Regions from separate parts of the Mus musculus genome. Here region 2 is linked to region 1. The links are chromatin loops, found by intact Hi-C in ENCODE. Cell type or tissue: heart. All regions are shown on one strand. Each heading gives the region's core, and the rest is flanking DNA. Links, peaks and the distances in the headings are about the cores only. Region 1 has its middle 23 kb from the start of Slco4a1. Region 2 holds the start of Gm52543 (a long non-coding RNA gene).

What was found. Peaks named below come from ENCODE experiments on the same cell type or tissue, not always from the same donor. Only the 100,000 strongest peaks of a DNase experiment are listed, where the experiment ranks them.
Region 2: it touches region 1 in a loop (7-fold over the local background); 25 of 42 quality-filtered maps call a loop at or near these places.

Annotation. Positions count from the first base shown.
Region 1 is chr2:180,424,978-180,441,410 of GRCm38, forward strand. No RefSeq gene overlaps it. Among named protein-coding and RNA genes, the nearest start is that of Slco4a1, 23 kb to the right of the region's middle. In heart, for the core only: CTCF peaks have their summits at 7,521 (motif pointing left) and 7,720; no DNase peak of the experiment used is centred there; H3K27ac peaks cover 249 bases; H3K27me3 peaks cover 539 bases.
Region 2 is chr2:180,346,238-180,362,670 of GRCm38, forward strand. It overlaps Gm52543 (a long non-coding RNA gene), which reads right to left and starts at 254. Exons shown (of 5, transcript XR_003953987.1): 1 at 11-254. In heart, for the core only: CTCF peaks have their summits at 4,649 (motif pointing right) and 7,244 (motif pointing right); no DNase peak of the experiment used is centred there; H3K4me3 peaks cover 952 bases; H3K27ac peaks cover 2,916 bases.

The DNA of each region.
Region 1 (16,433 bases), core at 3,635-11,634:
CCTTAGGATCAGACCCCTCTACCATCATACAGTTTGGTCTCTCAGAGTTGAGACAGGAGGACTGGGACCTGTGCAGTATGCACACAGCACTCCTGGACCAGCCGAGCCGCCTTAGATGGAAAAGTCCTTGTCAGACGTGAGTCTCCTCAGTGATTTAAAGGAGGAGCTGATGAGCTCAGAGCTGGTGTGGGCAGTCTGGTCGGATGAGGTGACTGGATGGGAAGAAAAGAATGGGATGGAGGCCCCTCACCCACACCTGCTGTCAAGCATTGACAGGATGAGGCTTGAGGCATATGCACAGAGTCAGCTTAATGGTTTTGGAGTAAAACGTCTTCAGAACATGCTGGGCTGGGAAAGACTGAGGGAATCATGGTGGCCCTGCAGTGGCAGCTTCTGGCTAGGACAGATGGACTAAACAGTCACAGCAGTGACCACAGACTCAGATGTCCCTTGCCCAGCTTCTTGGGGGGGACTATGGGTACTCTCTAAGGAAGGGCCCATCCAGCCAGGCCCCCAATATTCTGCCTGGCCCCATGCCTCCTTACCTAGAGCCCACCTTCCTTGTGAGACCCTCCCAAGATCTGCAAGCAGGACCACCATAAAACACCAGGCAGAGAGAGCCAGAGAGCTAAGGTACACTGGGTATGTAAGTCACATGTCCTGGGAAGGGCTATTGTCAACTAGGTTTGGCAGGTTCACATAGGACTTGGGTTCTTTCTACAAGGGACCCAGAAAGAGACTAACATGCCAGCCTGGTCTCTCAGGCATCAGGAAATTAAGCAGAAGATGGTGGAGGAGGGCTTTAGCCTTGGCCAACTCCCACCAGTAGTTGCCACCCTCTGCAATCTGAGCTTGAAGTCCACATATGCAGTTACTGCCAGGCAACGCTACTAGCAACTGAGATGCAGCTCATTTCCTGCCCATTAAGCAAGCATACTCTCTATCCTGCCAGGCATCATTCTGCCTCTTGATGAAGATGAGGAGGTTTGGAGTCAGGCAGCTTTGCCCAGATCTGCACACCACCCACAGGCCTGTGTGCGTGTAACCCCCTCCTGCTACAAAGATTCTTTGGAACTAGGTGTTTGACACTGGAATGCAGAGCTAAGATTTAGCTTGAGCAATGTCCACCTATGGATGGTGGAGGGGGAAATGCCCTAAGGATGGGTTTCCCTGAAAGCCCCATTGCCTTGAATAGCAATCTCTTTCCTAAATCAACGAAGGTTGTAATGCCAGGCTCCTTTGAGTAGAGGGCAGGAGGACAAGGCCATCTCTAGAAATTCTCTTGTGGCCAGTCCAGGATGCAGACATGGTCCATGTGCTTCATGTCAGACCCAGAACAGTGAGTCTGAACATCTGTAGAGGGGAGTTGGGGCATTCATTATAGAGCCCTGGAGCTCTGGACTACAGGAGGATGTGTCAGAGGACTCAGCAGCTTTGCAGCCCTTAGCAAACACCATGGACACAGAATCTGCAGGTCTTCTCAGCAACTTCCTAATTAGGATGATCCTGCTGAACTCAGAGCTACCACGGAGGCCATGCTGACCATGATGAATAGCACTGCCTACTGAGACCTTCTTCCTTTGCATTGTGACCTGGTTGATGGGCAGATTGACCAACTAGGTGGTCTAGGAACTGTAACTATTCTTACTTACAAAGTTGCAAAGAAAGTCCCCTCATGTGGAAAGTTACTTTTCCTATCTGAACAAGCAGTCTTTTAGAATACAGGAAATGACACTCAATCAAGAGCACTTCCAGAGGTACCTTTACGTAGATGTTAGACAGAGTTAATTTTTGTTTGTTTATTTATTTTGACAGAATCTTGTTAGATAGTTTAGGCTGGGAAATCCTCCTTGCTTCATCCTCCTGTGCATTGGGATTACAGGTGTGTACCACAGCTGGCTCCTCATTTGATTTTAAGCAAATGGAAGACAGGATCTGGAATCCCAAGAGAAACAGATATTGCTGGGTGGTGATGGAGGCACACAGAGGCTGAAACAGGTGGAGGTTCAGGGAGAAGGAGAAAGAGGGAGAAAGCCACTGAATTAGCCATTAAGAAAACTTAGTGGAGAACCCCACACAGGGTCAGCAGACTACAATGACCAGCACCTCATGATTCAGGTGGGTGGGCGATGTGTGGGTCCTGCTGCTGCAGGGATCTTCCTCCCGCCCCATCTCGAGCTGGGAAGTGCTGGGCTGGGGGCCAAGGAAACACTCTGGCTCTGACAGCGGGCTCATTTTTAGCTGGTATTATTTCATTAGCAGCTTTACTCAGCCGGTTGGCAGCACCCCAACCCGGCCACCAGCCCATGCCCCAGCTACAGGCTTGCAGAGCTCTGCCTGAAGCCTCCATTTACATACCCAGCCAGGGTGCTCCCCATTGCCTGCATCTCCTTTACTAAGCATCCTAGAACACCTCACTCTTCCAGGCCCAGCCCCAGGAGGCACATCAAACAGTTCCAACCCTGAAAACTGGGATGCGGGGAACCTGGGAGCGGGGATTGGAGTGGGTAATACACGGGCTATGCTATAGATTGAGGTGGCTGACGAGGGTGTCCCAGTGAAGGCTATGGGTTAAAGCCTGTTTTCTGACAGGAGAGAATCTCCAAGCCCAGCCAGTCAAAGACCTCAAGGGCCTGCTCTCTGTCAGTCACTGTCCACACTAATTTTAAGTGATGTAGTTTCCTCCTTAAATAGCATCTAAGGGGACCAGCAAGTTGCCACCTCCCGAAACAAGTCCTTGATGCAAACAGGCCTCACATAAATCACACTCTTAGTTAAACATTAATATGTCCACTCAGACCCCAAACCCAGGACTAGCCTGTCCACCAAGATGACAGGGCCCATTGTACAACCTCACTCTCTGCTTTATCCCTTCTCACGTGGAAAATTACTGTCGAACGCAAACAAGGTGTACAACTCATGGAGACCGGCTGAAGCGGGAACAGCTCATGAACATCAGAAAGGGGCTTTGGTGACATCTCCTCTCATAGCTACACACAATAGAGGTCTGCGACCATTAGGGAGATGGTGTCTGTCCCTGCTATACATATACATATACATGCACATATACACATTCATATACATATTCATATACATACACACACATATAAACACACATACATACACATACGTATATGGACACCTGATCGGCCACTACACCTCTGAAGATAAGGGATGTCTGAATGTCATGTGAGGTTCTGAGACAGGAAAAGGAAGCAGAAAAAAGGCAGTGGCACTTGATTCCCGCTATGGTAAGACGTTCATGTACAACTTGTCATGTGTTAACGTGGGTGTGACTATGAGCTTGGAAACCCTGCACCACTAGTCTGAAACTATTCTAAAGTGGAACGTGTCCTTGGAATGGGGGCAGTGCAATAGTCTCTGTCCCATTCGATTTCACACTAAGTCATAGAGAGTGAAGATCTGGAGCAGATGCCCTCAGGTTTCTTACCCCTGGAAGGGATCCTGAGGAAGAGCCTGTAAAATATGTAAACACTCCACTAGGGGGCGCAATGCTCAAAGACTGCTCCAGGGAAATGTCCCAAATGCCTTTCCTGAATTCAGTGGGTGGTTGTCAAGTCAAAGCATGACAGTTATCTAAAGTACTGAGAGTGTGGGGGCCTCTGCAAGACAGGCAGCTGGCTCCCTCCACCCCACCCCCTAGCCCCAGCCTCTCCAGGGTCACAGAACAGCAGAATTCCCAGTCAGCCTACAGCTCTGTAGGGGCTGAGTTTCATCAGAGACTCTGGGACACTCGGCCGCAGCCGCCTTGTCCCAGTGCCCACTCCAAGGCTAAGCTTCTGGTTGGCTGTGGCCATCGAGCCTCCTTACAGTAATTGCTCTGATGATGCTAAATGTGTAGACTGCTTTCCCGGAAAACTGCTGACACACATGTCTGGGAAAGGGGGGGCTGGTGAGAGACAACCTGATCCATAGGACGCCTGATGGCTCAGACCTTAATCAATCTCTACTCTTGAAGCTAAAATAGTTGTGATTTATGAAATTCTGCAAGTCGGATCCCTGCGGCCCATGCGTTCTGAACAGCGAAGGGGAGGGCTCACTGGACAGCCTTTCTGCTGTGGTGTATCCACCGCCTCCTCGACTTCTCTGAGGTCCCTCTGTTCTCCCTGGTCTCTCAGTCTCTAAATGCAAATGAATACAGCAAACTGTATCTCCGCTGGGATCTGCCACACTCTCAGCTGCAGCCTTCAAGAGACCTACTTGACTCTTATCACTTTTGTTCTCCAGCAGACTTCTAGAACATGACACACAGGTTCACACAGTGGTCCTAGCCTGGGGCCATTCTCTCTGCAGGGAGAAATGCCAACTGAGGGAAGAGCCATTCTCTCTGGCTCTATTCATGCAGGACAAACACATTTGTATTAAGGTGTTGGTTAGAAGTTGACAGGAAATACCAGCTTCTATCCAGCTTCAATATATCTCCTAAGGCTGTGTGTGTGTGTGTGTGTGTGTTGTATGTGTGGTGCATGCATGGTGTGTGTGTTTTGTATGTGTGGTGTGTGTGTTTTGTGTGTGTTGTATGTGTGGTGTGTTTATGTTGTGTCCGTGCATGTAATATATGTGATGTGTGTGTATGTGTGTGGTGTGTATGGTGTGTGTGGTATGTCTGTGTTGTGTGTGTTGTATCTGTGTGTGTTGTGTGTGTGGTATGTGTGTGTTGTATGTGTAGTGTGTGTGTGCATATGGAGGCCAGAAATCAAGTTTCAGTGTTTTCTTCTATCACTCTCTACCCTATTTTTTGAGACAGGATCTGTCACTGAACCTGAAGCTTGTCGATTTGGTTAGACTGACTGGCAGCAAGTCCAAGTGATCTTTCTGCCTTTACCTCCTAAGTGAGCTGCTGCTCCTGGCTGTTGAACATGGGTGCTGAGAATACACACTCTGATCCTCATCCTTGCAGGGCAGATACTCAGTGAGCCAGATCCCCAGCCAGTGATGCATCTTCTTTGAAGACAGGCATGATCATAGAGAAGTGGACAAAAGACTGGAAACAGGTCTTTTCCTATATTCATATTCGTCAAGCTATAGGCTCATGATGAATGCTGGCCTTTGAATGCATCCAAGGCACACAGTCAGAGAATGAATTTTCTTCTGTCATACTTAAATTATAAACCCAGTTCTGGCGACAGAACTGATGAGGGGCCTGCTGGCAAGAAAATCAGAAAATCAGCCTCAATATCTGTCTGGGGAGAAGAACAGGGAAGGTTCTAAGGGTTCACGTTGACACAGTGCACCACAGTTCCAATAAAATCCCCAGAAACTGTCCCCGAGCAAGTAAGTTTCTGCCCCAAGATTTGCACATAGGACCAGCCGTTGAGTTTAACATTCAGTATTGGGGATGACCCATGAGAGCTAAATAAATTATGGCAAGAATGTGGGTGGCAACAGATGTGATATCCAAACACACTGAGTGGGACCAGAGGGTAGCTCAGTGGATGAAGGCACTGGCTGAGGAAGCCCGGCACACCTCGCTCTGTCCCCGGAACCCGCATTCAGGCTTCTGTGAGATTATCCTGATTACCTTAACTGATATGAGAAGGCCCATCTCAATTAGAGATAGGGCTATTCTCCACTGTGTAAGGAGAGGAGGGAAGCTAAGAGGCACACACACATTTGTTGCTCTTTCCTGTGATCAGCCACTTTAAGCTCCTACTTCACCTCCTTGCCATGATGGAACTGTGACCCGACATAAGTCCTTCCTCTCTTAAACTGTGTTTGTCTTGGTATTTTATCACAGCAACAGGAAAGTAAGGCACAGACAAAAGGAGAACAGGATCTTAGAGTTCTGCATAAGTTCCTTCCAGCTTTGCTCACAACAGCCAAGAGGCGGAAGCCGCTCAGGGGTCGTCAGTGAGTGAGGAAATGATGAAGTAAGTATATGGTCCACACTGCAGACTACCTCTCAGCTCTGAGGAGGAAAGGTATTCTGACAACACAAGGGAGCGCCAAAGGCGTAAGGAGGAGGGACATAAACCAGTCGCAAGAGGACAAACCTTACGTGATCAGCAACTTGAGTTCCCTTGAGCCACAAATGCCGCCGCCGCTCCAGCAATGACTACAAGACTGGGGAGAGAATGAATGCAGACTGGTGTCCAACAGGGATGGAGCCTTACAGAGGAGTTTAATGCTAGTGAGGGTCCCCCCCCCCCCAACGACGTGAATTAACTGAGTACCCTCAGCTGTGCCTTTGAAACAGACTCATAAGCCTAATGTTATGTGCGCCTTCCCAGAATAAAAACCCACATTAATGGCTTACCTACAATAGAGTCTAAGCACAGACACATGGCCGATGCATTTCAGACCCAGGTTCAGCTGTCTTCTGGAGGGGACGCCATTACCAAACCAGAACACCTGGTCCTGAGCCCAGCTATGGCTCTGGGTCAGATTTCTCGGCTCTCAGAGGTGCTGCCATCCATCTGTGTGGAGAAGGAGAGGGCACACAGTAGAGCTTGCTGTAAAGGTCAAAACCCAGACTGCATGTGCAATGCACTGAGCATGGTAGGCCACAGCTCCCACTGTACAGTTGTTCTCAATGCTTTCCATGGCCCCTCTGACCCTTGGACATGTGGACTCCAGGCCCTGTGAGCCCAGTCTAGCAAACAGGTAAAAGTCAACAGGTTTTGCTCTGCATCGGGGAGTTTGGGTCTAAGGGAAAGTCAGGGAGCAGGTATCATGGGAGCTGATTCTAGGGTGTGCTTCTCATTCACATGTCAAAACGGGATTAAGATAGAATACACTATCGGCAAAGGAAGGACTTCCACACATGTCAGAGGGGAGGCCGAGTATGGAGGGCCATGGGCCAGCAGCTGCAAGCATCCCCATAACATACTGAGTACCCAAGTGCTACCGAAGCAGAATTCCCACGTGTGAGACAACCGGGCCATCTGTTAGTCTTGGGGATCCCAAACCTTCCAGCAGAGTGAGACCGTGAGTAGGTGACATGGGGACCGAATGTGCAGACAGCCACCCAGTGAGATCGTGTTGGAGTCCCTTGAAATTCACATGGATGTTTGGCCATGTGTGATGCTCTGGAAACCCACCTAATAGGCCTATGCAGGCAGGCCCAGAACTGGCCATTAAATCTAGGCCTCATCTAACCCAGACATGCCAACACAGATGTCTGGGATACACCCACTATTAGCCAGAGGGGAAGCCAGGGCTTCCAAAGACTCTTGAAGCTGGGGGAGGAGCTCTCATCTGAGACTTCCCGCAGTACCCTGGAGTTACTGACACTCTGGGGCCTCTCCAGACTGTGTACCCGGGTCTTGACATGTCTGTGCTGGGCTGCAGCGTCTTTCTCTGTCTCCTCTGTCTCTCTGTCTCTCTGTCTCCCTCCCTCCTTCCCACTCCTCCTGGAGATGAAAGCTTCAAGAAGAGTCTTGGAACGTCTTCTGCCAGGTGCCCCAGGAGATCCACACAGTGTAGATAACTCTCATTGGCTCCCTCCAGCAAGGCCGGGTGCCTTGGGCTCAGCTGAAACACTTCCGCCCTCTCCTGGCTGAGGTGGGTACTACAGGGAGAGACTAGTGAGAAAAGCCGCCTGAAGCCCCTTCAGGAGCCTCAAGGGCTTCACCAGATCGTACAAGGAAAGTCCTGCGCTGAGGCATTAAGGAGAGACTTGGGGGAACCTTTTGGTCCCAGAACCGGGAAAGGAAACTAGAATAGTCTACAGGGCCAGGATTTTCTGTACCGCATAGAGTCCCACATTTTTATAAATGGGAATACGGGCAACATTATTTTCTAGTTGGAGAAACTGAGGCTTTGAGAAGCAGACACCTTTGTGGGTGCTGGATTGACACTCTAGGGCCTGTGACAGGCTTGGGGAGAAGCGAGAACAACAATAGCAATAAAGCCAAGGACGAAGCTAGCTCTGGTGCTGCTGCACTTAGTAGCCATGTTCTAGGTGCCTCACCAGCAGCACAGGCCCAGCATGCCCTGTGCAGGGTCTGGCCACGCCCCCTCGCAGATGTCTAGCACTGACTCTGAAGTCCTTACCATTAAGACCAGGTGGTATATAAAACGTGCAGGTTTTAGGGTTCGCTGTGGCCTTACGGATGGTAGGGCTCACCTCCATGAAGTTCATTCTAGGCTTTGTAGAGCGCTGAGCCGCAGCTTAATCAGGGCCCGGCCCATATGAGTCCCCACCATCACCTTAGAGCACAGGGCCAGTACTACACATGGCTACCAGTCCCTCCTCTGTAAACAAGCCTGGTTTTAATTTGAGGGTTCCAGGTCATAAGCCCTGGTTAAACATCCCTGACTGGATAGCTACTAAGAGAGGCATGGGACATCCAGGTGTTGCCAGCCAATGCACTCCCCAAAGCGAGGATTCACCACGTACCCTGCTTACTTCTGGAGCTGCCAGGTGGTACATGCTTGCCTTGCCACCCCACCCCCACCCCCGGCCTCCCAGATGCACCAGAGTTCTGAGGATCCTGTATTCTGGGAAGGGAAGTGCTATGCACCCGCTCCAACTGGCCACCAGATTTTCATACTATTAAAGCAAGCCTGGGCCTGAATATAGTCTAAATGGGGGGTGGGGGTGGGGCGCAGCATTCAGGACTAAACAGTCAGCTGTTTTACTCCAACCCCGGGTGTCTGGTGGTAATGTGGGGCCCATATGGCCTGCCAGAGCACAGAATGCAGAAGATTTAGTTAAAATTACTTCTCTCTTATGGTTCTGGGGCTAGATCCCAAGGCCTCGCGCCTGTGAATCAAATGCTCGAGCACTGAGCCACATCCCAGGCTGAAAAGCTTCTTTAATTTCTACTACCATTCTGCCAGCAGTGGGGCGAGCTCTTCTTTCTCCAGAATGATTGAAAAACAGCTTATGGGGAAAGATTCTGTCTCCCTGGGTCCCATCTGAGCCAGGATACAGGGAAGATGTCCCTTGGGATGGGGGCCTCCTTTGGTGGCCTCGCAGCCAACTCTGTGGAACCCAAGCTGCCTGCTTCCACTGTGGATCTACTCCAGACCTCCCTGCCTGGATCAGCCCTTGACGATCACTCTTGCTCCAGCCTGAAAGGTGCCCTGTGTAGACACTGCCCACGTCTGATTTTGCTTTTCCTTCTTCCTAGACAACAACAGAAATGTGTGCTGTGACGATCAAAGGGGCCCAGACAGAGCTAGAGAGAGTGGAGTGGGGCCAGGCCAGGTCACTAGTGTGTTTCCCTTTTGTTCTTCCTCTTGCTGTTAAAGTTATACTAGATGTTTGTAGCTCCTGGAGAAGTTACCAGCACAGGCTGGGGTGAACCAGTATGGGAGGACGGAGGGATGCAGGATGGGAGAAAGAACAGTCAAGTGTAAGGTCCTGCCCAAGGCCACCTGAAACCCATCCTGTCATAACGGAGCACCTAAGATGCCAGGTTTGGCCAGAGGCAGGCCTCTGACAGGCAGTTCAGGCTGGTCCCAAGGAAGAACCTGATGGGAGCATCAGTCACTGAGATGCCCACATTCCAGATTCCTAATAAGCACCAAGATATTCAGATACACTAACTGGTCACACCACCTAAAACGCCAGGAGGCAATTCACAGGTTCTGAAGTGAACAAGAGGCAAGAGGGCCATCCCCACACACGCAGTGTCTCTATGTAGCCAAGGAGTAAGAGAAATGTCTCATGAGAAAGGGAAGGCTAGGATGAGGATTCACTGCCCAGCATTGAGGGACTGCGGTTGAATGGACAGTGATGTCACAGCAAATAAGGCAGCCAGACAGAGCCCTGCTCCTGAGCCCCCCATCATGCATACAACGGCCAGTCTTCCTGTCATAGATAGGGGTACCAACGCATGCATATGGAGGAGGTCATGCCAAGGAGGCCTCAAGCAGTTGAACCTTAGGAAATGTTTTGCACAGGGGCTAAAGTTATCCTCTGACCTATATGCTATGTATGTATATGGGGGCAGCTATACACATGCATGCATGCAAGAGTAAGCCAGAGGTTGTTGGGCATCTTTCTCAGTTCTTCTCTGTCCTATATATTGAGGCATGGTCTGTAGTCCAGCTAGCCAGCTTGCTCTGGGATCTCCTGTTTCTGCCTCCTGAGTGCACAGAATTTTAGGTCGATGACCATGACCATTCACCATTCACACGTGCTGGAGATCAGAACTTAGGGCCTCACATTTATATGGCAAGTGTGTTACCTACTGAGCCATTTTCCCAGCCCCTGAATTCTATACTTTAAAATAGTCACTTGGGTGGATATGGTGGTAACAGGTTCATAACCTTGAACTTAGGAGGTAGAGGCAAGCAGATCAGGGATGCAATGTCATCCTCAGCTTTGTGGCAAGTTCCAGGCCAGCCTAGACTATATGAAACTGTTTCAAAACAAATACAGACCACACACAAAAGCCCAGCAGCAGCAGCAACAAAACAAACACAGGAATAAATGTTGAACCTGGGGTGGAGGCAGTGACTCTGGCGTGGAGCAGGGCCTGGGCCCCATCCCCTGCACCAGGTGCTAAAGCAGTAAACTTCCTGTCCCTTTTGTTTGTGACACTGAAACAGCAAAGATATCCCTCAGTGGCTGATCCAGGGAGATCTGAAGACACAGGACTGCGGTGTCCACAGTAGTGGAAAGATGTCTGTACGAGTATGGGGGCAGGGCAGGGCCCAGCTTCCTTAACCCAAAACAAGAAGCCAGCCACATTCCAAGCTTTGAGCCAGTTCAGACACACATCACCAGTCAAGTGGCCTTGAGAAGCAGCCTGTGTGTTGCGTGAGCTGTTCCTGGTGGGTGTGATAGCAGAACTGTGTTTGTGTTCTACACATGCAAAGAGCAGCTCAGCAAGGCAGTGGGAATGGATGAGGTCATAGGAACCCAAGATTTGGCCCTAAGTAACCTGGGTGGGCTGGGGGTGGGAGCTGTTGATGGCCTGTGTGTGTTCCATGTGTGGGTGTTTAAATGTTTCCAGAACACCATAAAGCAGGAACTGGTGAGCACCACACACAAGGGCTCAGGGTTTCTTCCTGGACCCAGGTGCTGGTCAACTCCAGGCTCCCAAGTTTGTGAGGACTTTGTAGATGATCCCTGGCACCATTACCATTGTGGTGTGTTCAAAGCACATTCCTGGTACCCAGAGCACCAGAATCATTTCTTCCACAGGGATCTGCTGTGTAGGGCCATGAAAGGCAGCCTATTTTGGTTGAATGAGGCTTGCTCCGGCGATCCAGTAGAAAACTCTACAAGGGACACAACAGGGAGCCACGTTCCCAGAGACAGGTGCCTGACACCACAGAGCCCCCCAACTCCATAATTCTGTGATTATAAGTCACTCAGACAATGTCTCAAGCTTCTGGCATTCTGGCTAGACTCCACCCCCACAGTTACCTGACTACAGCCAGGTATGCTCTTCCCCGTAGTTACCTGGAAACAGCAAGATAGTCCAGCCCACTATAAAAGAGGCTGCTTTGCCCCTTCTCAATCTCTTTAAGCTCTCACCTTTCTTACTCTCTTCTCTAGCCCTCCTTCTCTCTCTCCTTCCCCCCTCCCCCTTTCTCCACATGGCCATGGCCAGCCTCTCTCTCTCTTTCTACCCTCTCTCTTTTTTTCCTGCCTTTCTACAATAAAGCTCTAAAACCATAGACTGTCTCTGCTTATCAAGGCCCACCATGCTTGAACAATGGGATAGGCGTTCCCCTAACAAGCCACGTCTAGCCTCCCAACAGAAGGCCTTCCTGCTCTCCAGCCACGGACCGGACCAAGGACTCTCGCCCCCGTGGGAACCACCCAGCAGCCCCTCTCCCCCTGCCTTCTCCTCCCTCTGGCCCAGTGATGATGGAGTCGCCCCCCCCCCTCGGGGGCCCCCCATTTGTTCTCAGCTCTTCCGTGGTGTCCAGCGGTGTCTGGGATGCATGAGACTGAGAACCTGTTGTCTAGGACTGCCCCTTGTCCACCCCCCGCCGAGCTGGGGTTCAGTGGCTTCCTACAGCCAGACACCCACCCCGTTTCACATGGAAAGCATGCAGCAGTATTCCCACGTCCGCCTGCCCACTCCCTCTTTTGCCCATGCCCACTGCCCAACACTGCTGTCTCCTGCTGTGTCCCCTGTTATGGCTTCCGTGGCCTGCAAAACCTGGCTCACCCACATGAATGCACCAGCAAGAAGCAAGAACAGAGATGTGGAGAGGAAAGTGAGACCAGGGGTTCGGAGCTTCCCAGGACCAGAAAACCAAGCATTTCTCCCGGGACCTGGAATTTTCCACAAGCATATCTGTCTCTCATGTGACTTAGCCACATCCTCATTGCTTGAGATGACCAGACCTCCCATGCAGGAACAGGAGGAAGGGGTGTGCTCTCTGCCTTATCAAAGAACTTTTCCACTGTGGCATTTGGGCCCTTGGGCCCCTGCTCAACACTCCCCCCAACTTCCTGTGGGAACCCACATTGAGTTTCACCACAAGTTTCTGAAATGACAGCTTCTTCACCGTTGCCTAGAAAATGGGAGGGGGAAGGGGGATTGCACGCACAAAGCTGAGACCTGTGTCTCCTTCCCCTTCCCCATCAGAACCCAGGTCCAGCTTTGGCCATTACAGAATTCCCATACCTAGCCACAGCTACCATGCTGAGCCCTGGGGAAATGCCCTGTGCACCCAGATGACAGGAAGTGTCATTCAAGACCAGAATGACAGTTTTCTAAGTGCTTCCTCTGAGACTTTCAAGACAGACCATGGTGGACTTCAAACACATCAATTTTCCTTAGAAGGGCCAGGCTCTGAGTAATCCTGACATCATGTAAAGTTTGAACTATAGCCAGCCAAGCCGAGAGCAGTCAGAGCGGAGAACACTGTTACCCTAACAGAAGATAGGGGTGGGAGGGGGAACCCAGATGCCTCAAGTGGGGATGTTAGGGGTCATCTTCCACAGAGAGCACTCTCTGCTCAAGGCTCCCACCCCTACACATGGACCAGAGATTCCCATTCCTTGACCCTAAGAGCCCACACTTTGATCTTAGGAACTTGCATAGACTGACTCCTCAGGACTCCACATCCTGTTCCTTTGAAACCTCCTCATATCATAACCACAAGAACCCCTGACACTGACCCACATACCCAGGGGCTAACTTTGGGACCCAGGAACCCCTCCAGGCTTCATCCGGTGGTACCTGGAGAAGCCAAAACAGGACCTTGCTTTTCTCTACAGAGGCCCACCTTTCCCCCGACTCCTGGTTGCTGAGCAGAGTCAGGGCTGTCCACACTATCTCCAAATATCACATGTAGTTGGTCTGAAGCTTTCTGGTACAAAATCAACCCCCTGGGCACCATCCTGGGCAAGCCCCTCCATACCTATAGCCAAATAGCCACAGGAACTTCCATTTGTGTCTCCCTATGGTGACAAATACATAGTTGCTATTCGTAGTGAGTCTGACCCTGTATCACACCAGGGATGCCCTAACCCACAGACCGTACACGATGGGTGTGAATAGTTCTGCTCAGGAGTGAAAGCAAAATGGGAGCACACATGTGACTATCTGTGCTCAGGCAACACAATAGCAAGACTGAGGCCCATGAAGTCTGTCTCTGTGTGTGTCATCCAAGCTCCATCCCTGGGCCTCAAGCAAGCAAGCAAATGCTCTATCTCAGGTTACACCCCCAGCCTTCTTTTTACTTTTAATTCAGAGACTGGGACTCACCAGTTTGCCCAACTTGGTGTTTAGCTTACAATCCTGCTGCAGTCTACCATGTAGTTGGAATTCTAAGCCTGTGCCACCAGGCCTGGTGTGAAGTTAATCTTAATGTCTTTTATTTAAATCTAATAGAATCATAAAACCACCACGTCGATAAGGAAGCAATGTAAGGAATGACAGATACTCTACTCCCTTTAGCTTCTGCATCTTCAAACGTTTGTATTTTACATCCATTTCTTGTGTCGATTCAGGTACTGAGTTTTTATCATAAATACTGGACTTTGAGAGCTGGCAGGATTGCTCAGTGCATTAAGACAATTGTCACCAAGCCTGGCCACCTAAGTTTAATCCCTAAGACCCACTTGGTGGAAGAAGAAAACCAACCTCACAACGTTTCCTCTGACCTCCCTGTGTATATTGTGGCATGCACAAACCTCACACAAGATAGATAGATGGATGGATAGATAATAAATGGGTGGATTGGTAGATGGATGGATGGATAGATAGATAGATAGATAGATAGATAAATAATAAATGGATGGATTGATGGATGGATGGATAGATAGATAGATAGATAAATAATAAATGGATGGATGGTAGATGTGGTTAAAATTTTTAAAAATAGATTCTGGACTGGACTTAGAATTCACAAAATTTAGCCAACAAAGCACAATCGAAGAGGCTATGGAAACAGCTCAGTCAGCGGAGTACTTGCATTACAAGCATGGGAACCTGAGTTAAATTCACAGCACTCACCTTAAAGGTGGGGGTGGGAGGAAGCAGGCACAGTGGCTCAAGTTGTAATCCTATCACTGCAGAAGCAGAGGCAGTTGATCCTGGAGCTTGCTAGGCAGTCGTCAGCCTCGCTTGCTTGGTGTGTTCCAGGCAAGGAAGAGACCTTGTCTCAAAAATTCAAGGCAGATAGAACCTGAGGAATGACACGCAAGGTTGACCTCTGGCTGTCACAAACATTTGCACATGTGCACCTTCTTACACAAGAATGCACACACAAAGTAGACCCACGTGCCTAATGCTTACGTAGATAATGACTAGTTTATTTAAAAAGATTTTTTTTTGCTGTTGTTTGGCAACAGGATCTCGCTCTAATCCTTGTGACACATGACTGTGGCTCTCTGTCATTTCTGAATGCATACTCTCCTAGGTCATGTCTATGACATACTGCCATGGTCTTTGATTGTCCTGTCTTATCTGCTGGTGTCTCCACGAAGGACTCTGCCCAGCTCCATTGCAGCCACAGCGTGTGGATGGAGTCAGAGAAACACCAGAAAAAAAAAGGAAGGAAGCCCAAAGCCCCTCACTGAGAACCACTGAGACACGGTGCTAACCCCAACCAGGAAGCCTCTGAGGACTGGAGACAAGGCCTCATGGGAAAAGGGTACTGACTGGGCTCAACAGTCTGAAATCCTCACACTCAGGCCTGCTTGCCACCAGCTGGCCAGCAAACTTGTATCTGTTGGTGGTCTCACCCACTGCCTATAGTTCTTCATAAACTCCAGGGCAGTGGGGTGTGGTGAGAGATCAGGTCTCAAGACAGGTGGTTTGGGAACCTATCTTTCTATGAGCTGAAAGCCTGGGTCTCAAGTACCAGTCTGTGGAATTTGTTTTCTGGCTATGTGAAGGTCTTTCCAGGTTATCCATTCATATATATGTGTGTGTATAGACATACACACACACACACACACACACACACAGACACACACACACACACACACACACACACATATACACATGTGCATAAAACCCATTGCACACAGGTATGTCAGGCCCTACCCACAAGAGGGAACTAGAGGAGAGTCAGTTTTTCCTTCAATCAGAGAAGAGAGAAGAGAGGAGACCTGAGTAGAAGATTCAAGGGCTGTAGACTCTGCATAAGCCTACGGAGTGACTGGATTACAGTCCAACAAGACTGAGGCAGGAGGACTGACAAGAGGTTTTGTCTACCTGAGACTCTGTCTCTAAAAGAAGAGCCAATAATGGCTTCACCACCAGGCTGGGCAATTGTGTGCTGGGGGCGGGGGTGGGGGTAGGAGTGGGTGGGGATTAGGATACAGGGTCTCCACTTAGCACTAGCAAGCTGGCCATGGGTAAGTTTGGGCATGCGCCCCGCCCCCGGCCCCCAGACCTCCAGACTTGCACCAGCAGGAGGGTTGGCCAATTATGTCTTAGGCTTTAATGGCTTAGATGGTACTTAACCCTCTCTCCCAGTTACCAGACTTCCAGGCACTTTGAAAGGAATTTATACAAAAGGGGGTGGGGGTGGGGGAATCGGCTGCCACCTAGGCAGACTGGGCTAGGCTGTTTTCTAGAAGGAGTTGGTATGTCCTATTGACACACTGCCTGGAATCTGCTCCTGACATTGTCACCGAGAGCCATGTTACTCTGACCGTAACTTGCATAACCAGGACAGACTGGCACAAGCATGCCTCGCTGCCAGAGGCCCCCAGAAATGGTTGCAGTTAAAGTCGCTAGAGCTAGGCATTCTCCTTGTAGGCTGAGACCAACCCAGGAAGCTGATCTCAAACACCCCCAGGGCAGAAACTTCCCTAGTTTCCTGGATGTAATTTTCCAGAGTTGAGACTTTCCTCTCAGGTTGGGGGAAGCACATTTATATAGACACTGCCAGCACATGCAGAACTATTTCTGTCCAATCAGAAGCCACCCCCATCCCAGCTGTGGTCTCAGAACTAGCACAGGTAGAGACAGCGAGATCAGGAGTTCCAGGTCATCCCAAGCTACCTAGGGGATTCAAGGCCAACATGAGACTCTGTC
Region 2 (16,433 bases), core at 3,055-11,054, 79 kb before region 1:
CAAGCATTACCTGAGAGGTACCTGGAGTTCTTAGGGCCTTTGGGGTCCCTGGCAGATATCAAGGGTCAGGCATGCCGGTGAGTAGTTCTCAGCCCAGAGTGTCAGGATGGGCTACGTTGGCACCCACCTGTCAGAACTGCCCTCTTTGGGAAGTAGGTTGGGTCCCCAGGAAACTGTAGCCTCTGGAGTGGGTGAGGAGATCTGTGTCAGGCGTGGCTTTCTCCAGAAGCCCTGCCTGCCTGCTCTGGCCCCTAGCACCTTCACTTTAGCCCAGCCACTGTCTGGTGAGGGTCCCTTCTCATCCTCCTGAGCAGATGGGAATAGGTTAAGGCCTGAGGGGCCCTTTGGCCCTCTGTCAAGGAGACAAACAGAGGATGTTGGCTGAACACCTGGCAGAGAACGCGCACACGCAGGAAGAAGACTTTTGAGGGAGCGGTGCCGATTTGAGGACTCTGGTAGCTGAAGCCCAGAGGATTCCTTGCATGCTTGCTGGCTTCCCTTGTGCCCAGTCCAGGCTAGAATCCGGACTGTGCTTTCTTTATGAAAACCATCCTGGCCATCAGCCACCGAGCCTCCCCACAGGTCTTGCACAGAAGGCCGAGGGTACTGTGCAGAGGAAGACCCAGTTCTGGTTCTGCATGGGGCTCAGCTGTCCTGGCCCTTTAGGTCTGAATTGTTCTACAGACTTCCTGTTCTCACCCCTTCTCTCTGCAGTGAGAGGAGATGGTGGGCCCTACTCCATGGTCAGCCTGGGTAACTCTACACAAAGGGACAGCTCTGGCCATGCTTGCACCTAGTAGGTCTCCAGGACTCTGATAAGCTTTGGAGGCTTCCTCTTGGAGCGTGTTCCTGATGGACACCCCGAAGTGAGGTGAATCAGCACACACCTGGGCTGGTTGGGTGGGAACAGTGCAGAATGGAGCTTGGGGTGTTCTCATCTCAACCCCCAGGCAGAGTCCTGCTACCTGGTAGCTCAGCTAGATAGCAAGCAGCACTCTGGGTCCCTGTTTTCGCTGAGAGGCCTTTCCTGTGGCCCTGCTTTTGTTTGGTAGTGTCTAGTGTGCGACGGGCGCCCCCTGGTGGCCATACTGAACATTTCCTTGAGAGGTGGGGCCTGCAGGGTTTGGGGAGTCAGGTTTGTTGCCAGGAGGTCCCTGCAGCTGGCTAGCCACGAGGCTTTAGGTCCTAGGATCAGTGGGCTTCCAGCCCCATGGAAAATGCGAGAGCAAGTTTCACTAGGGCCACACAGTATCATTGAGCACTGAGCGTGGAAGGAGACAGATGGGCCACGTTTCTCCTCCCTCTTTCTAGCCTTCCTTCTCCCTCCCTTTTCTTATACATTATATCCTGGCGGCAGTTTTCCCTCCCTCCACTCCTCCCAGTTCCTTCCCCACTTCCATTCTCCCCCAGATCCATTCCTCTTATGCCCCCCCCCCCCAAGAGCAGGCTTTCCATGAATACCCACCAAACATGGCATAACAAGTTACAATAAGATCAGGAACAAACCCTCATATCAAGGCTGGATGAGGCAACCCAACAGGAGGAAAAGGGCCCCAAGAGCAGGCAAAAAACTCCCACTGTTGTGTCTTCTGCTAGAACACAAAGCTACACAACTATAATGTATATGCAGAGGACCCAGCTCAGTCTCATCAGGGTCCGTGTTTGTTGCTACAGTTTCTGTGAACCTCTGTGGGCTCTGCTTAGTTGGTTCTGTGGGTTGTGTTCTTGTGGCATCCTCAACTCCTCTGGCTCCTACAATCTTTCCTCCCATCTTCTTTGGAGTTCCCCTGGCCATGCCTGATGTTTGGTTGGCTTGGCTGTGTGGGCCTCTGCATTTATTTCCGTCAGTTGCTGGAAAGCATCCCTCTGTTGACAGTTGGTCCATGCACTGATCTATGAGGATAGCAGAGTATCACTAGGAATTACTTTATTGTCTTTTTTGCCAGTCGTTTTTGGTTCTCTCCCGAGTCTCTGGGCTGTCCAGTCTCTGGTTCCTGGCCTTCCAGACACTGTCAGTTGTGGGTTCCCTTTTGTGGTGTTGGCCTCAACTTGGCCAGTCATTGGTTGGCCATTCCCACAAGTTCTACACCACCATTACCCTAGCATGTCTCGCAGGCAGGACAGATTGTACGCGGAAGGATTTATGGCTGGGTTATGTCTCAGTCCCAGGGCTGGAAGCCTTGCCTGGTTAAAGAAGACAGCTAGTTCTGACTCAGTATTCCCTGTTACTAGCAGAATTCACTAGGATTACCCTCACCCTCAGGGCATTTCCACAGCACTAGGGTTCTGCATTGCCTCTCCAATACCCCCTCCAATTCCAGTCGCCTTTCCCAGAACTCTCCTCCCCCAGCCTGATCCCTATTGTTCCCACCCCCATCCACCCCCAGTCCACCTACAAAGCTCTTTCCCCTTCCCAAGAAGATCCATGAGTTTCTCTGTGTCTGTGGATTGGAGTATGATCTGTGGATTTAGCAGCTAATGTTCACTTACCAGTGAGTACACACCGTTTGTCTTTTGGGTCTGGGTTACCTCACTCAGGGTGGATTTTGGATTTTTTTTTTTGAGTGCTATCCATTTGTCTGCAAATGTCATGATGTCATTTTTTTTAACAGCTGAGGAATTCTCTCAGAACCACATTTTCTTTATCCATTATTCAGATTGTTCCCAGTTTCTGGCTATTATAAGGCTGCTATGAACATGGTTGAACAAGTGTCCTTGTGGTAGGATGTGGCATCCTTTGGGTATATGCCTAGGAGTGGTATCGATGGGTCTCGAGGTAGATCAATTCCCGATTTTCTGAGAAACTGCCATATCTGTTTCCAAAGTGGCTGTGTAAGTTTGCGCTCCCACCAGCAACGGAGGAGTGTTCTCCTTACTCCTCCCACATTATCAACAGTGTGAGCTGTCACTTGTGTTTTTGATCTTAGCCTTTCTGACAGGTGTAAGATGGAATCTCAAAGTAGCTTTGATTTGCATTTCCCTGCTGGCTAAGGATGTTGAACATTTCTTTAAGTGTTTCTCAGCCATTTGAGATTTATCCATTGAGAATTCTGTTTAGATCTGAACTCCACCTTCTAATTGGATTATTTGGTTTTTAAAATATCCACTTTCTCGAGTTCTTAATGGGTTTTGGATATTAGCCCTCTGTCAAATGTGGAGTTGGTGAAGATCTTTTCCCATTCGGTAGGTTTTGTCCTATTGACAGTGTCCTTTGCTTCACAGAAGCTTTTCAGTTTCATGAGGTCCCATTTATTGATTGTTGATCTTAGTGCCTGTGCTATTGATGTCTATTCAGGAAGTTGTCTCCTGTGCCAATGCGTTCAAGGCTATTTCCCACTTTCTCTTCTATTAGGTTCAGTGTATCTCATTTTATGTTGAGGTCTTTGATCCACTTAGAGTTGAGTTTTGTGCAGAGTGATAGATATGGATCTATTTGCATTCTTCTACATGCAGATATCCAGTAAGACCAGCATCATTTATTGCGGATGCTTTTTAAATTTTTTCGCTTGTGTATTTCTGGCTTCTTTATAAAAATCAGGTGTTCACTGATTTCATTGATCAGCCAATGCTTTTCTGCCGATACCATGTGGTTTTATTGCTATAGCTCTGAGGTACAGCTTGAGTCAGGGATGTGATGCCCCTGGACGTCCTTTTATTGTACAGGAGTATCCTAGGTTTAGCTATCCTAGGTTTTTTGGTTTTCCACATGGAGTTAAGTATTGTCCTTTCAAGGTCTATAGAGAATTGCATTGGGATTTTGGTGGAGATTGTATTGCATTTGTAGATTTGGTAGGGTGGCCATTTTTACTATGGTAATCCTACCAATCCATGAGTATGGGAGATCTTTCCATCTTTTGATAGCTTCTTCATTTTCTTTCCTCACAGACTTGAAGTTTTTGTTATACAAGTCTGTCACTTGCTTGGTTAGAGTTACCCAATATTTTACATTATTTGTGGCTATCATGAAGGATCTTGTTTTCCTGATTCCTTTCTCAGGCCATTTGTCATTTGTGGGCTACTGATTTTTTTCTTTACTTGAGTTAGTCTTGTACAAACACTTTAGTAAAGGTGTTTGTCAGCTGCAGGAATTCCCTGGTTGAATTTTTTTTGGGTTGCTTATGTGTACTTATCATATATGTTAAGTCCAAGCAACTGCAGCCAGAATGTGTAGATACAAATCTTCATTTTTTTGGTATGAAATGAGGAGGGTACGTCATGGCTGCAATGATCTTGGTTGCTGTGTTTGGGTAGGGCAAGAAGGAAGGTGGGTAGGGAAAGAGTCCTGAGCTGTGCAAGGGGGCTGCTCTCTCAAGGGTCACACCCAGGTGGGCAGTACTATACCACCCACTGCCACATTTTTCTGCCCAGAAAGGAGCAGGCAGTGACTCTGTCCTGAATATCTTGATGCCTCTCTACTTAGAGACCTGTCTTGGACACCTTGGGATTTATAGGAATGGGGAGGTCAGCTCACTATCCGCCACCAAGACTGGACTAATGACACTATCAAGATGGGCCTGGGGTCAATCAGGAATGTTGCCTAGTCTTTAAGTCCATCAGGGGAGGGGCCAAGGTCAAAAGTTCTGTGGTATTCAATACCTGAGGAAGCACTGGCCTTCCTGATGCCTCACAGAAGCCCCTTTGGTTCAGAAGGACCACCAGGGGGCAGTAGAGTAAGACTGGAAACCCAGCACCACATGAGGAGTCATGTTGACTTTGGCCAGCATGGAAATCAGAAATGTCCAGGGACATACAGCACTGACTATGGTGACATTGCCCTCCTGAAATGTAAGTTAGGAGATAATACTAGGGTTCTTGGAGGATGTGAGCAGGCGACCAGCCCTGCCTATCATGTGGCAGCTGTCTTGGCTATTATAGGCTCTAGTGGGACCCTAGGGGATGCAGGGCTCCCCTCTGGACAGACAGCAAAGGGAAGCTGAATGCCAGTTGTTCATAATTCTTTCTCCCCAAGGCTAGCCGTGAAGGTTGACAGCCAGCTTGTCATGTACACATTGTCTTAGAAACTTCATGACCGTAGACATTTCATCCATGAATGCCTACTTCAGGCTATAGCTTCGATGTCACTGTACACTGCTGGGATAGCAGCACACAGAGGCAGTAGACCATCCTGCCTCCTGATGGCTGCATCTCACGCTGGCACCAGGCAGCTGACGTGGAAGCAGGTTTCTGCTTTCTGCTGCTATTACATGTGTACCAAGGGCACATCCGTGCAACCGTAGTTACATGTATATGTACAGAGGATGATGTTCATATCTGTTCCTTCTTCCAGCATTGCTGAGTCCCAGTCTCATCCCTGCCTCTAGGAAGCCAAACACCCTTCCACCTCACCCAGACCCAGAAGGCAGGATGGTGGAGTAGCGCCAATACATACCTCATCTTTGAGCAGTTGAATTTTTATAATTTTTTTATGATTTATTTATCTATTTTATGTATATGAGTATACTGTAGCTGTCTTCAGACACAAGAAGAGGGCATTGGATCCCATTACAGGTGGTTGTGAGCCACCATGTGGTTGCTGAGAATTGAACTCAGGACCTCTGGAAGAGCAGTCAGTGCTCTCAACTGCTGAGCCATCTCTCCAGCCCCGAGCAGTTGAATTCTTGAAGCAGGAGATAGGATCTCTGTGTTAAAGCAGGAGAGCTGAGGAGCAGGAGAGACAGCCTTGAACAGAGAGGAGAATCTATGTGACGTTCAGTGTAACCCACCCAGGGCTCTGCAGAGAAGGAAGAAAGGAAGGGTCCAGGGAAAAAGCCCGAGCCTGGGGAAACCCAAGACCTTTCCTTCGCTGTCTAGTGCTTGCCACTCTGAGCATTCTGCTGTGGTCCTGGTGGTGTGGCCTGAGGGGCCTGCTTGCATTCAGCATAGACTTTTCCGCTGCTGTTATTCCTTCCAAGTGCATTTAGGGGAGGCTGAAGGAGGAACCATTCTTTCTACAAAGCCAGCTTTGCAATGAGAGTAATGAAGAAAAGGGGGTGCACATCTGCCTGCCCCAAGACTGGTGCCAGATACAGTCACTATGGGTGACTGAAAGTCGGAGCTCCATGTAGAGGGATCACCAGGGGGGATCACCCAGGAGACCACTAGGAGGGAGAATCAGAGATCTTTTTTATTACAGGCATGTGTTAGCACACCTGATTTATTTAATATTTGGGATGGAACCCAGGGCTTCACTCATGCTGGGCAAGCAATCTTCCACTAAGTTATATGCCCAGCTCCCCAAATCAGCGTTGAGACACACTTCGTCTTTGTCTACAGTGGTAGGAACCCAACTATGAATTCTGAGTTAATGTTGGCTCAGGCAGTTTCTGGGACGAGGAGTCATCCAGAGGATGGCTGATGAGGATAGGGTGGGGTGACCGCATCCTCACAAGGTGGGAAGAGACCAAAGGTCTGGTTCACCCTTCTGGCTCTCCCTCCCTGGACAGCTGTTTGCCAGTACCACATCCTCCTTTTTGATCTTGTTTGCAGACTGTTCCAGGAACTCCTTCAGCGACAGTTTCAACCCCAGAGTTTCACTGCATGTCCTGTATGGTGCACTCTAGCCCTTGGGAACACTGTGTGAGACAGTCTGAATATGCTGGTCCAGCAGTGTGGCCCTGATTGCACATTCTGATGGCTCAGGTCCCTGGATGTGACTCTCAGACATGGTGGTTGCAGGCAGAAGCCTAGTTTTCTTTTATTTGTTTTTGCTGCAGGGTCTCACTCTGTAGCCTTGGCTGTCCTCAAACCTGCAGTTCTACCTCAGCCTCCACGGTGATGGATTACAAATATGAGCCACCGGACCTGAGTCTCTTGAGACAAGGTCTCACTAGGTTGTCCAGGTTAGCTTTGCTCACCATTCTCCTGCCTCAGAGCTGTGTGTGATTACAGGTGTGCTCCATCACGCTACCATGCAGATCACGTTCTGAAGTACAGCCAGACAGCCCAATCCCTTTGGTGCCTGTGTTTTTACAAAAGGAAAATTTTAGGAAGCTTTTTGTAGCTTTTCATTTATTATAGAGCACTGTGTGAAGGAAACATTTTTAGCTATGCGAACATCCTTGGGGTGTAGTCTGGAGGGTTCCAGGCCCCTGAACCTGGACGGCAGAGATGTTTAGAGCAAGCAGGCTCACAGCAGTGCCCCACAGTGTCACAAAATTCAGAATGGAGAGTGTGGATCCTTACCAGGTTGCTCAAAAGCCTGGAAGGGGCTGGCGAGTGTTCCTGGTGTAAGTGCAACATCTCACCAACAGGGGGCAGCCTGAGGCATGCCACTGGAGGCATCAGTGCATAGTGTGTGATTACTATTCTGTGTGCGCGCGCGCGTGTGCGTGTGCGTGCGTGTGTGTGTGTGTGTGTGTGTGCGTGTGCGTGCGCGTGCGCGCGCGTGTGCGTGTGCGTGTGCGTGTGTGTGTGTCTAGGTTGATGTGTCTGCTGGTGGTGGTGTGAGTAAGTGGTATCTCCTTATGGTTGGAGCTGTCATTCAGAAACCCCAGTCCTACTAAAAACTGGCCCGTGATGTAGCACTTAGGGCTTCTTGGCTACATGATACTCTTCATGTAGCTCCAGGACCAGAATCTTCTCTTTGATTCTGGGTGGCTCATGTGCCTTTGCTCGTGGTATCTGACAGCTGCGACAGCTTGAGGAGTCCTGAGTCTTTCTCACTCCAGGTGTGGCTCTAAGTCACAAATGTGCCCTAGTGAGAGCCCCCAAAATGAGGCCAGGTACACAAGCAGCCTCAGGGCCTCTAAGTAGATAGGGTAGGCAGAGCCAACTCTCCTGGCTCTGGGTGGGGATCACCTGGCCTGGGTGGGGCCTCCAGTGTTGGAAGTAGAACGAGGGAAAAGCACAGCGTGCAGAGCCATCCCGGGAGACAGTGGTCTGGCAGGAGGTGCCCAGCAGGGTCAGCTCTCTTGAGCAGAAAGTGTTCTGCTGGTTCAGGTCCCCAGATCTTGCAAAGTGCAGAGGGCACAGGGCCTCCAGTATACTGCCCCTCAACCCTTCCTTGAAGAAGATACTTGAGTAGATGGGAAGGCTCTGAAGGCTCCAACATTCAGGGTCCCACAGGTCCCTCCTTCATTTCCCTGGGGATCCTTTGGCCACCCCTCTCTTCTGGTGGCGGACTTCCTTCCACTCCTTGCTTAACCCTGCTAGGAGCCTTGGCTATGAGCTGCGTACCCCAACTTCCCATCACAACCTCCAGGAACTGGCTGTCTAGTTACCTGTTGGCTCTGTGGTCGCCTCCTGACTTCTGAGGATATGCAAGGATGTGTATGGACCAACAGCCTTGCTCCCTGGGACCAAGTGTGGGCAGTGTTAGGTTGACCTGCCTGAAACATACCGAGGTATGCCCTGATCTAGGACAGACCCTGTCACCGAGTCCCCGCCTCTTAGGCACTTCCCCATGGGAACATTTTACAGTTAAAATTTGGAAACTACCAGGCCCCCTGAATGTGGGGAATCTGTCGCGCTTACCACCCGGAGCCGTCCCACGCCACAGGCTGCCTGTCTGCAGAGGATGAGATTCTTCAGATGACTTTCCCACAGTCTACAGTCTGGTCACCTACTTGATAGGTGGCTCCTTGTTATCAGGAATGGCAGAGCTAAATCCCAGACACCACCGGGAGGGGGGATTTGTTGCCAGGCGGGGGAGGGTGTGTCTGTGGCTAAGTGTGCTTCTGCCTCAGGTCTTTCCACACATGGCTTCTATTCTCTGGACCGCTCAAGCCCCAGGTGTCCTGTGTAATGGCATCCCATCCCTCTCAGCCTGTCACCGTATCAGAGACCTCTCAGGCTCTGGATGGAGGCTGCGATCTTATCAGCAGACCCTTCGGGTCCTCTGGATGCTGCCCCCCTGATACCAGAGGTGTGAGTTGTCAGGCAGAGGACACAGACAGCAAGAGTCAGGATATAATGGGAATGTGGGCTTGGTGGGGACGGTGGGCTGTATCTTGTCTTCTGGCTCCTGGCCTGGGCTTTTGGTGGGTGGTCTGACTGTGAGACAAGATAAGGCAGCTGGATGGGCCAAGCGTTCTCAGGGGTGGGAGCGGCCTTGTGGGGAGGGGGAGTGAGTATGACGTGCCTGTTGCTTCCCTGTTGGGGAGCTCTGGAGGGCACTGGTCATGTGGGCTTGAATAGGCTCCTAGGTCCAGAGTGGCACAGAGTGGGTTGGTGGAGAAAACACCAACCTTTGGAACACTGGGCAAGAAGGCTCCTTGTCCTCCAGCTGGGTTAGCATCTCCTGGCCCCACGCAGAACATGCGGCTACATCATGGAAAGTGAGGACACGATGGGATATCTGCGTCTCCTCTGCCTTTGTCACCCTTAGACTCCCTCATGCCTTTGCAGTGTCCTGAGGGCTGCCTGTGTGCTCACCACCCGTGTGGTCACTGCCCATTGCTAGCCTGGAGGGTTGTGCTGTCATCTTACGCTCAGGAGTGAGACTCCCCAGGACACCCTGACAGTACTGGGACTGAGAAGACCCTTAAGGGATTTGACACTGGCCCTTACATAGCAGGCCGGAAACAGGCCAGGAAAAAGGGGAGGTACTTATTCTCTTGAGGTTACTTTCCAACAGATTGGCTCTGACCCCAATTATCATGTCACCGTCACCACCACCATCACCATCATCACCACCACCACCTCCACTATCACCACCATCACCTTTGCCATAACCACCAGTTCTACCATCATTACCAGCATTGTCACCACCACTGTGACTATTGTCATCACCATCATAACCATTGTCACCATCATCTCTGCAACCCCATCTCCAACATCACAAGGAATGGGCTGTGGCCTTGTTCTGTCCCTGCTGCCTGTGGCCTTTTGGTGTCTGAACAGTGAAAACCTGAGCCCAGGGTTGATTCTAGAAGGGCTGTATGGCTGTGTTACCCTTTACTTCTTGGTTCTTGCTGAACCCCGCTCCTTACCTTGTAACACAGTCCCACCCTGCACTTCTCTGAGTGTATTTTGACCATAGGAGATACCCTCGTGTATGTTCCAGTCAGTGCTGGCAGAGGCTCAGAGGCTGGGGCCGCGTCTTGCTCACTGAACGGTAGTTGCCCTTCCTTTTTCCTTGGCGACTGTCAGGGCTCAGGGACTTTACTCTATATCCCTAAGACTCTGTAAACCTGCTGGGTCCTCTGACCCTAGAGCTCTCTGTCAATAAAAACTGAGGAGACAGTTACTTCCCTGGTGACCTCGTCCAGCAAGGCACACTGATCCAATGGCCCCAGAGAGGGCAAAGTTGGGAAAAGCTGAGGCCATCCTTAGAGCTAACAATAACAGATACAGATGATGTTGATCCGGGGTGGCTTAGGGAGGACACTGAGGTCAAAGGGGCAGCTTGCTTGGGGGTAGACATCACAATCCTGCTCAGAGTGCCCACAGGGGGCTGGAATGAGCATTATGAGGAAGGCTGTGAGCCCTACCCTGGGTCTTGGTAAGGGCTGGATCTTGGGTAGGTGACCCTGAGGGTCTCTGTCACACAGTGAGAGTTTGGCTTAAGCACCTCCATTCCTCTCCACAGGCTGTGCGAGGCCCGATGCATCAGGCCAGCTGCCATCCCCTTCCTCACCCCAAGATGTTCACTGTGCTGGCCGAAGCTCCAACAGGCTCGTAGGTTGTACAAGAACCTCCTGACGAAGCAATTCCCAGGCCAAGCCTAGCCGCGTCCTGGTCAGTGGCTCCATGCAGACGGCTGCCGAGACTCCTGTCATCAGCAAACGCCAGGGTGAAGGAGTTGTGGGTGAGGGTCACCTCCATAGCAGGCTTCTCTTCTGCTAGGGGAGGCTGGGCAGTGCAGGCTTCTGTAGGAGGTGCACACTGGCTGGGTGTCCCCACGTATCCCAGAGTGGTCAGAACTTCTCTTAGGGCAGACGTGAGTCAGAGGGCCCAGCAGTTCCACATGAGTGGGGCACCGATTCCTACCCAGTCTTCCACCCTGACTTGGCCTAGTGGGATCACTGGGCAGAAAGGCCCCACACCCCTGCCTGCTGACTGACAGTCTTCTTCAGTTTGTCCCATTTTATGCTGATTGGCCCTAGGTCAGGCATTTTTTTTTTTTTTTCTTCAGAGAACACAGCCCAAATAAGCCACAATTCAAAGCAGGGATCCATACATGACAAGAAAGGGGCCAGGGCCCAGATGCTCAGAAACACCAGGGTACTCATCAGGCTCACACTCAGACTGCTGCTCACACTCATGGCTGGGTTGAGGCCCAAAGCCTCTGCTCAGATGCATGAAGCAGAGACATGAGTTCAGTGTCCTCAAAAGGAAGGATGCCAAAGCCACTGCTGTCAAAAGTCTCCGTTAGCTCAAAAGCCCAAGGAAAAGAGCCTCTGCCATGTGTCCTGTAGACAGATGGCAGAAAGAAACCGTGTCCTCATCCTGAAGAGGACCTGGCTGCCCTCTGGGACCCAGAGACACTCTCAGCATTGAGCCAAAGGAACTCTTAACCAATACATACAACCGGATGCTCTCATGCCCTCTCCAGATACTGCTGATATGTTTGGCTCTGCACCGCCAAGCTCAGAGCCCTCTGGCCACAACTGTCTAAGGAACTTCTGTGCGAGCCAGATACACCAGGCTTCTGTTAAAACATTTCTCCAAAGCAGGCCAGACCTGTACCAAGAAGGGAGAGCCCCAGTTTATCCCTCTTCTTTCAGACCTTCGTTCTCCCTCTCCTACCTGTGTGGCCTCCTTCAAAGGCTCTGCTCATGGGAAGGTTGGCTCTCTGAGTTTTCCTTGATTGGATACTTCCCTGTTCTTGGCTTATAGGGAAAACTGGCCCAGATCCTATCTGTGTGTGTCTTCCAGCCTTGGTTTTCAACCTGGGTTCTTGGATTCTTTTGGCTGCTCCCTCAAGGTTATACCTCAGTCTCTCTGTATTGGAGACTGGACAATGCTTTCTTAGGAAAGAATGTCCATCGATCCTCCTGGTGGTCTTAGGCCGTTGGCCCAGTAACAAGTTTCAGTGGGGTTGCAGCAACCAGGAAGGGGCAGACTGCATAGACATGTGCTTATGGGGGAAGACTGCATAGACATGGACACTTGCTTCTGTGTATACCATGATGCTCTAAATGGGTCCTTTGGGACACAGGTGTGCACAGGTATATGTCTACCTTTGTTCCTGAGGGTCATGGCCATGAGTCCCACCTCTGGCAGGCAGTGAGCATGCTTAGTTATAATTCATACCTGAGCTGTGTAAGCCAGTGGCTGTCTTGGCAGCCTTCAGGACACTGTCCTGAGGTTCCAGTAGCTTGTGTGGCATAGAAGCCCTGATGAGTACCTTCTCTGTTCGCTGTGTGCCTGGTGACTTAACAGTACACCCTCTCTGCTGGGCCACATTGTGTCTCATACATTGCAGAGTCCTGTAGGCTCTGCCTGGTTCCCCCAACTCCAACCTCTGCTCTGAGAATTCCTTGCTGTGCTGGCTGCAGAGCTGGGGCTGCAGGGCTGGTGCAGTACCTGGAGGCCGGCCTAGCCTGTCGGTCACCCTGGGCTCAGTCGGTGCTGAGACTGCAACCGCTGAGCTGCAGCTGAGTCCCAGTCTTCTCTGCCAAGAGACACTTGGCACTTCTCTGCCTCAGTGGGGGAGCTGTCCCCTGCAAGAGTCTCTCAGGACCAGCCCTTCCTGGTCTCCACTGGAACTCAGACTCCATCTCTAAGATGCTTCCTCCACCCCTCTTACCTGGGGCTCTGTCTGCTCCCTCCCCTCTGTTCTTCTTTGCACTCCCTACTTTCTTTCAGCTGTCCCTGGCTTCCCCTTGGGGGTCGGATTAAGGGCTGAGCCTTTGCTCTTGGGTAAAGAGCTACATCCCTCAGTTGGCTTGCCTCTAGCAACAGTGGCAGGAAGGGAGGGATGGAGCTGTCAGTGCGTGGCCAGAGATGAAAACCATGAGTGCAATAGGCTCGCAGCTTTGGGGATGTCTGTAGAAGGTTGTGGCCACTCCTTAACATCCAGCAGCTCCAGCCCTCCTAGCATTCTGGCAGCACCACAAACGGCCAGAGGATGGCAGTGAGTTAATAGCTGGTAGCTCCTGGGGACTGCGAGGAGCAGGTTTCAGCAGGGCCAGTCCTCAAGTGGTGGCTGCTGTTCATAAGATGAGCAATGTGGGCATTGAGTCCCACTAGAGCCATGTGGCTTTCCATGCAAAAGGGAAAACTGGCAATTCTCTGCCTCAGTAGGAGAGCTTTCTCCTGCATAAGCCTCTCAGGACAAGTCCATCCCGGTCTCTCAAATTCATGGCTCTACCTCTAGGACATGGGGCCTCCTTTCTTTCTAGCTTCCAGCTTGGGCCCTGTTTCCAATAAAGGACAGGAAGACTGGATATAGCCAGAGCATATCTCTCTCCCCCCTCCTCCCTCCCTCCCCACTTCTCTGTCCCTCTTCTCCTCTGTTTCTCCTCTCTCTCCTGCTTTCTCTTCTCTCTCCCCTTCTCTCCCCTCCTCTCTCTTTCACTCTTTCTCTCCCCATTCTCTCTCTCTCTTGCTCTCTCTCTCTCATGTGTACATGTGCATGTTTGTGTGTGTGCCACTCCTGTTGCATGTGCACATGTGTGTATGGGCACACAGTAGCCAGAGTGAGCCTTAGGTGTCATTCCTTAGGACAACAGCTGTCCACCTTGCTTTTTGAGATAGGGTTCATTGGGACCTGGGACCCTAGTTAGGTAGTGGGCTGGCCAGGGAACTCTAGGGCCCTGCTGCTGAGATCTCAGGGGTGCACTGCCATGCTGAGCCTTTGACCTGGGTTCTGGGGATCAAACTGAGATCTTCACGGTTGTGTTGCTAACATTCTGCCAATTGAGACATCTCCTAGAAGACGGCTAAATCTTGATTGCTAGCTTGATCGATTGGATTGAGGAACGCATAGGCAGTTAGTGGAGCACACTTCTGGGCATGTCTGTCTCTGGAGGGGCTGACTAAGTCAGGGGAGTTTGCCATGAGTGCGGGTGGCACCTTCTTACCAGCTGGGGGTCAAAATGGAACAAACCGGGAGAAGGAAGAAGCCTGCTGGGACAAGTGTGCTTTCTCTGCTTCCTGGCGACTGTGAGGAGTGGGGAACCTCCACCCTCAAGCTCCATCATATCTCAGGTGAAAGCAATGGAGACTGAACATGGATGAAAGCCTCTGATACGGGCTGAGTGTGGTGGCTCAAGCCTTTGGTTCTACCACTCAGGAGCAGAGGCAGGTGGATCTTTGAGTTCAAGGCCAGCCTGAACTACATAGAGAGTTCCAGGACAGGCAGGACTACATAGATACCTGTCTCAAAACCAAAACATCCCAAAACAACAAATAAACAACAACAACAACAACGACAAACCAAATGAAAACCCCAAACCCCACACACCCAGAAAAACAAAGCTTTCCCTTTAAATCATTTCTTTTGGGTATTTGTCACACACTGAAAATCCCACCTCACCTGGGATGTGCTTCCATAACCTGAAGATACCATAATGGTAAGTGTGGCCCCAGGAGATGTGGTCAAAGAGCAGCTCCTAGAGACCTGAGGGGAGCCTGGCAAGGCAGGGGTGCCCTGGCAACCTGTACCTGCTACAGGATTTATCACTGGCAGATACTGGTGAGTCTAGCCGTGACTGAGTAGCGCTGGGCAGGGCACCCCTTCTGTATGTGACCACATTCTGTGTAACGCCACTAGGCTCTCAGTAGCTGACTATGAAGTCAGTTGCCCAGGGACTGTGTGGCTGCCGAGTAGATGCAGGTGAATGACCTACTTGTCAAATGGAGTCTTTCTGTCCAGCCCCATGTGATGAATCTGTGTGGGGCTCAGAGCCAACATGCTTGGCCGCTATGGGTGGGTCTTGGTCATAGGTCCAGGTCCTATGGGGTGGGAAGGAGGCTGTTCCCCTCATCATCCAGGGTAAAGCTGGGAGCAAGCCTCAATGTGGATTCCCTCTGGCACTACTGCCAAGAATCAGTCCAGCACAAAGCCAGGAGGGGTACTTCCTACTGTGAGAGCTCACAGATGCATCTTGTCCTTGAGGCTTCCATAGGACCGAGGCTGAGGACCTTAGCTTTCCCCTTAAAACATTGTGCCACTCCCTAGAGAAGCACCTGCTCACATCCTTGGGTACCTTGTTGAAAGGCAGCCCTATCCGTTTCTCTGCTCCTCCCCGCCAAGCTCTCAGGTGTTGAAGGAAGGCATTTTTGATTGCTGTGATAAAACACCATGACCAAAAGCAACTTGAAGAAAGAACTTATTTCATTTTATAATTTGTAGTCCATCATCAGGGAAGTCAGAGCAGGAGCCTGGAGCCAGTAAGATGGAGGCAGGAACTGATGCGGAAGCTACGGATGGGTGCTGCTTGCTGGCTTGCTTTTCCTGGCTTGCTCAGTCTGCTTTCTTATTGTGCCCAGGACTACCATCCCAGGGGTGGCATGACGCAAGGTGAGCTGGATCCTCCCACATTAATTATCAGTCAAAAAAAAATCACAAGTTTGCTCACAGGCCAATCTAGTAGGAGGTAGGAACCTGGTTTCTTAATTGATGTTTCCTTTTTCAAAATGAATCTAGCTGTGTCAAGTTGACACAAAACTAGTTGGCACAGAGGGGTTCCCTCTTTGTATTGTGAGAGGCTAGGCTTGGTCTTTGGCTGGTATTTTCAGGGAATTTCAGGGTGTGTCTGTTTGATCTCCCAGAGAACTAACTTCTCACAGAACATACACATTCTTAGGGTCTCACCAGGGTGCACCAGGGTGCACCAGGGTGCACCAGGATACACCAGAGTGAGGGAGGTCAGCCTTGAGTGAGGCTCAGTGGGAGGGGCAGGCAGCACACAGCTGCTCCTCAGTTTTTCAGGTGCTGGAAAGTATGGCCGAGGCCTAGGCTCAGGAAGTCTGCAGTTCCTGAGAGAGAGAGAGACAGTAGCTACATCTATCTCCACAGGATGTCAGATGTCAGCCTTGCTGTTATTGTTTTAGAGGTCATTGGGGTCACCGTCCTCACCAGAACCCAGACAGGGAGGTGGTGTACACACCACCACCTTCACCCCAAAGAAGAGAAAGCAGGGTTAGACAACTGAGGAGACTGTCCAGCCACAGGTTGAGTGTGGTGGTGGCAAGACCTGACCCTAGGTGTCTGAGCCACCTCTGTAGCAACATGGCACTGAGCAGGTCTTTGTGGATAGGCTAGAACTCCTTTAGGCCATCAGGTATAAGGGCCCACTTCTAGGGAACAAATGAATCTAGACTTTTTGGGACCTCAAGGCCAGCCTGGGCCTGCGGACTTCAGATGCCTGGACTCCTGTTGGGTCCTGACCCTGGGAATCTTTTCCAAGTGAGCACTAAGGTTCTGTTTTTCTTGTGGTATCTTGGTAAGGCCACCCTAGACTCCATGTTGGGTGTCTAGGAGCCTCTGGAGTGCTCTCTGTCCCAGGCTTGAAGTCTTCTGTGCTAGCCTCTCCCCTAATCCC